Regions from separate parts of the Mus musculus genome. Here region 2 is linked to region 1. Evidence: chromatin contacts called from ENCODE Hi-C or POLR2A ChIA-PET data. All regions are on one chromosome and are shown on one strand. The core of a region is the stretch at or near the end of the contact, and the rest is flanking DNA. Distances in the headings are between cores, read along the strand shown. Region 1 overlaps Rap1gap2 (RAP1 GTPase activating protein 2). Region 2 holds the start of Rap1gap2 (RAP1 GTPase activating protein 2).

Evidence for each region. Hi-C counts contacts between places; a loop is a spot of excess contacts on that map. ChIA-PET counts read pairs that join two places held with the same protein, here RNA polymerase II (POLR2A).
Region 2: a map of left cerebral cortex shows a loop between it and region 1 (2.5-fold over the local background). The contact joins the promoter of Rap1gap2 here to the enhancer-like site in region 1. A Hi-C loop is called at or near these places in 2 of 37 maps with a recorded cell type or tissue (both left cerebral cortex). POLR2A ChIA-PET finds 5 or more read pairs at or near these places in 4 of 5 experiments (Patski and embryonic stem cell).

Annotation. Positions count from the first base shown.
Region 1 is chr11:74,547,815-74,550,414 of GRCm38, reverse strand. All of the region lies in intron 2 of Rap1gap2 (RAP1 GTPase activating protein 2), which reads left to right. Among named protein-coding and RNA genes, the nearest start is that of Rap1gap2, 41 kb to the left of the region's middle. Within about 2 kb of position 1,307, at least 1 of the 3 ENCODE cell types and tissues checked has a DNase peak (open chromatin) inside an H3K27ac peak, as active enhancers do; it is left cerebral cortex, where a contact is called at or near this core.
Region 2 is chr11:74,588,899-74,591,498 of GRCm38, reverse strand. It overlaps Rap1gap2 (RAP1 GTPase activating protein 2), which reads left to right and starts at 1,313. Exons shown (of 25, transcript NM_001015046.3): 1 at 1,313-1,539.

The DNA.
Region 1 (2,600 bases), core at 58-2,557:
CCCAAGTTCCTGACGGAAGCCCCATCACCTTGGGAATTGATGCACACCCGTCTTCCCTTGGGAGCATGCTAGTTTCCAGACAATGGGAAGGCTGTGTTCAGAGATGTGCCCCTGTGTTGTCTGTGGATCTAGGGCTAACTCACTGGAATGGGATGGCATCTGGTCTTGTTAAGGGGGAGCCTAAGGGTTTTACCCACATGGTATGAGCTCAGGAATTTACTAGGATTCTAATTCTGTTGAAACCATCTTGCTGGGCTGGAGAGACACTTCAGCAGTTTAGAGTAGAGTAAGCACCACTCTTTCAGAGGACCTGAGTTCAGTTTCCAGCACCCACATCACATATCTCACAACCATCTGTAACTCCAGCTCCAGGGGACTCAACACCCTCTTCTTAGGGACTAGGTATGTAATATATGGTGGCAAAACACTTAGATACTTTAAGAAGGATGGGGGGGGGGGGAAGAGAGAGAGAGAGAGAGAGAGAGAGAGAGAGAGAACCATTTTACCTTTGTCTTTTCTTTCTTAGTCTCTGTGAGTGTTGAGTGTGTACCACTGTTTGCAGGCAGGGGTCCTGGGGATACACACTGGTGTGGGCTTTCAGACCTCAGGGACCTGTGCCTGTATGCCCTTCTGTATTTTTAGTTCAGGATGCTCACACAAACCCAGTCAAGGTGAAAAGAGGTGGTGGCCGTGCTTCCGAGAGGCCCTGTCGTCAGTGGGGCATCAGGAAGAGTGCAAAGATAACCGTGTTTTGAGCAAACAGAGTGGAGACACAGTGGCAATGAATTAGAAATAGTGCACTGGTCACAGAGAGGAGGAAGACAACCAGAAGGAAGTGGGCTGAGGTACCCGCACTTCTGAATCTTCCAGAGGTGCCTCTGTCCAGTGTCTAGTCTCAGTTACAAACTTACCATGCCACCTTCCCATCCACATCTAGGCTTGTGAGCTCGATGCATGCCTGTAATCCTGGTACTCCAGAGGCAGAGGCAGGAGGATTACCGTAAGTCTAAGGGCATTCTGAGCTACATAATAAGACCCTCACTCAAAAAACTAATCAGAAAGAAGAACAAAAAAGAGGAGGGCAGTACTCTTGTTACTGTAGAGCCTGCCCCCCAGGCTGTGCTCTAAAGAGACTTGTGTTCTGAAAACAAACGAACAGAACAGAAATCTCAGGCTTGCCAAGAGCATCTCTTCTGCTGGTCCCAGCTGGATCATTTTCTGTTCAAGGTTTGGGCAGGAGGAAGGGAGGGGAAGAAACTTGTCTGCGACAACTGGGTCAGAACTGGAGCTGGGGAAGCAAGCACACCAGTGCTCTGTGCCTTTGATGGAGCTGTCAGTGCCAAGGTCAGACAGAGGCAGGAGGAATGTAGGTTGTCCATGTCTCATGAATATTCAATGAGCACCCACTTTAAGCCCGCCCTGCTTCAGGGGCTGGGATTCCTTTGTTGAATCCTGGCTCGGTTAGTCATTGATGCGGTCATGTGAGGGCAGAGCCCTGACCTCCTGACCCTGAAGGTGCAGATGACAAGATTCTCTGTCTCACGGGGATGTTTAGGATGAAATAAGCTAACACACTAAAGGCGATACAAAAGGCACTCAGTATATCCCTTTGCTCAGTCCTATTACAGAAGATAACGAGGAGTCAGTTGCAAATGGTCTCGCCTGCAAAGAGTTCAGGCTGTAGAGACTTAGTAGTCACCCCAAAGCATGAGGTAATCCCTGTAAAGATTTGGGAGGAGTGGGAACTTCCTTTTGGAGGGACAGCACATGACAGCCGAAAAGAGAATTCTCTAGGAGTTTGGAACAGAGAGAACATCCAGGACTCGGGGTCAGGAAGTGTAAGGAGCTGTTTCCTAAGCAGTGTGTCCTTCTCCACGACCCAGTGGGAGACTGTGGAAGGATGTATTGTAGGGGTATGGGAAAGTCTGTTCAGGGCGTTCACTGAATGTGGGGCTAAGGTGACAGGTGAAGTGAGCTGCTTCCCTGGAGACTGGCATAGGGAGGCCAAAGCACCATGAATGTGTTACTGAGGAGCGTGGGGCTGAATCTCATGGTGACTCAGGGCTGCAGGCTACACTAGCGGTCCATCTCAGACAACACCTCAGAGTGTGAAAGGAGTTCCATGGAAACTGGGGTCTCGTGCTTGGGGGATTTGCAAAGCGGGTCTGCTGTGTATGTGAGGTCAAGCCGGTGTGTGGGGGAGTGTGACGCCCTTGACATAGACATAGAACGAATGGAAATCTGCAATTCATCCCCGTGGCCTTTGAACTTGGGTCCTTGAGCTCAGGATGGCTTACCCTGGATGAATGAAGAGTCTCATAGCCAGCAATGCTAGCAGTCTAAGTTTATTGAGTGTAGTTGCACAAATGGACAGGTGTTGTAGTATTTTCTTGTGGTGAGAGCCCGGGACTATGTGCTTCCAGACAATGGCCTGTGGGAAGGAAACAGTGAGGATAGGGCCTTCTAATTTATTTATTTTAGGGCTTTTTCAGTCTCACGTTGGGTTTCTATGTAGCCAAGGATGAGCCTTGACCTATCCTTTTGCCTCTACCTTCCAAGTGCTGAGATTATAAGTGTGTATCACCATGCCAGACCTGGGG
Region 2 (2,600 bases), core at 64-2,563, 41 kb before region 1:
GCTGACCAGCCCTGGAATCTTGGGGTTCAAGTGCTCAGGATAGGATCCAAAGGGAAGGAGATGTTCTCTCTATTGTAAAGCTGTCTGTCTGTTGGTTCCGTGGGCACTTGACAGCTCCTTTCCCCTACTGGATCCCAAGCCAGAACCTCCAATGCCCGGTACTTAGCATTTCAGGATCCAGACTGTGGTCTGTCCACCGTCCCTGCCTTCCTTACTTCCTTCTAACACTGAGCATTGTGACTGTGCTCTGGGCCAGGTTCTGGGGTTAGAGTGGTCCAGGCAAGGGTTCTGCCTGACATAGGACACACACTGGAGTGTGAAAGGCCAACCATCAGTATGCAAACATGGAGATAGTTTGTCAAGCCGATAAGATTGCTCAGAAGTCTAAAATAGGGCACGCAGATAAGTGACTTGCATGGAAAGAGGTCTTGGACCACACAAAGGGGCAGCCATACAGAGACCGTGGTGATGAGAGCGTTAGCTAGGGGAGGGGAGCGCAGGACACCGATGTAAGACTATATCTCTGCAAAGAAAACAGTAAGTGTGAGGTATGTTCTAGACGCAGAACATCGTGGCCAGAACAGAATGAGCTATGTCCAACGGTTAGGACTGAGGAAGATTTCCGTGCAAATAAAAGATGTTTTCGGGCTTAAGCTGCCGGAGTGCTGCCTCCAGGGAATGAGCTTCCCATTAATGGAGGCGCATCAGAGGCTGCCTGCTGTGGGGGTTACGGAGAATGTCTGGAACATCGGTCCCTCAACATCTTCAAGTTCAGGAGCATCTTTGGTTTGGTGGAAGATGGGATGGAGTCTTCGGAGGGAATGAATCAAAGCTGTAGGTTGTCGCGTCCCAGTCAGGGGTCAGCGTCAGGGTTTTCGGCAGTCCCTGATCTCCTACTTCCAAGTTCCAATAGCACACTTTCAGGAGAGTCCCACCAGGAATCCAGGAATCTTTCAGCTTCTCAGTCCCCCAGTGTCGTGCGCCCTATGATTCAGGAACCTTTGCGGGCAGGTGGGCTTCTCCCTTCATTCTCTGGGATCCCCAGGACCTGCCCCACCCTGCGCCTTTGTTCAGGAGGAGCCGCCCCGGGGCAATACCCTGACAGCGCGGACACGAGCATCCCTCAGGGCGTTCGACGATTAGTACCGCCGTATCCCAAACCCAGCCCGGTCTCCCGCTGCTGCGCGGTGGGCGCCGCTGGGACCCAGCTCCGAAAAGCCCCGAGGGACGGGAGTGCGGGATCTAGCGGACTAGGGCAGAGACTGCGTGTGCGCGCTCCGTAGGCCGGGGGCGCGCCCGCCAGGTGTGCGAGCGGCCGCCGGCGGGTGGCAGGGCGCAGCTTTGTGCCGGCCGGTGTGCGCGTGTGCGCGCCGCGGTGACGGTGCACGCGGCTGGGCGGGCTGCGAGGGAACCCCGCGTTGAGGAGGAGGGGGCTCGGTCCTGATGGAGAGCTGTGGGCGCCGCGCCGACCAGCGCGCGCGTTGGGTGAGCCGGCAGGACTGACTATTGACATTCTGTCCACGTCGGGAGTGTGGGAAGGTCAGTGGCTCTGGGCTAGGTTGTAATTTCACAGCCGGCGTGCATCTGGACGCGAGTCCTGGGTGTGACTGAGCGTGGAATTGGAGAGGATGCTGTGAGAGTGGATGTGTGTGTTGGCAAAGCACTGATGGCCCCGGTGAGCTCCGCGCGCCCATCGCACCAAGCAGTTGGGCTCACTGGGAGGTAGGGTGACAGTCCACAGAAATCCCTGCCGGGTGCGCGGATGCGACACAGCATACACACCATGAAGAGGGGCGTGTGTGTGTGTGTGTGTGTGTGTGTGTGTGTGTGTGTGCGCGGGCTCGCGCGCGCGTGTGTGTGCATGTGATGTTGGTCAGCTCCCTGTTGGAGTCTGGTGAAAGACGCTGACCGAGATGGAGGTCAGACGTGGGTGTTTACAGGTGGCAGTAAAGGAAAGAAGCCAGGAACCCCAAGAGGATGCTGAAGCTAGGCTGCTAGGTTGGGGAGGGAGGACTTGTTTTTATTGGCAAGATCAGAAGCCCCAGCCTGTCTGTCCCCAAGCCAGCTTGTGCCTGTTCCAGGGAGAGGCAGTAGAATTGGAGTAATCGGTCCAGAGACTTTCATGGACCTGCGGGGCAAGGCCAGCTTTGCAGCCTGATGCTCATTTCTAGAGGCCTTGGGTGGGTGTGGCAGTGACAGTCAAGGGTGGGGGTCCTGTTTACAGGACAGAGGGACTCTATAGATTGCACTTTGGTTTTGCCTATACTTGTTATGTCTGACTTGGGAGCTGGTAAGGGGCACACTGCTTTCCGCTGTAGCTTTCTTTCACCCTTACTGAATCTGAAGGGCATTTACATGTTACCAGGGTTTGTGCTCGAAATTCATGGATCAGCCTCTGAATGGCTCCCATCAGGGTCGCCTCTAAAGGTATTACTAGAATTGTCCTGGACCTGTATCAGGGCATGCTATCCTTTGAGCCTCATAGGTCTCAGTTTCCCTTGGTGAAGAAAGCTCTCATCCCCTCTGCTCCTCCTGCTGTGGGCGAAGAATAAACAGAAAAGCTTGCACAGCTACCTGGAGGCTGGGAGTGACTCAGGGCC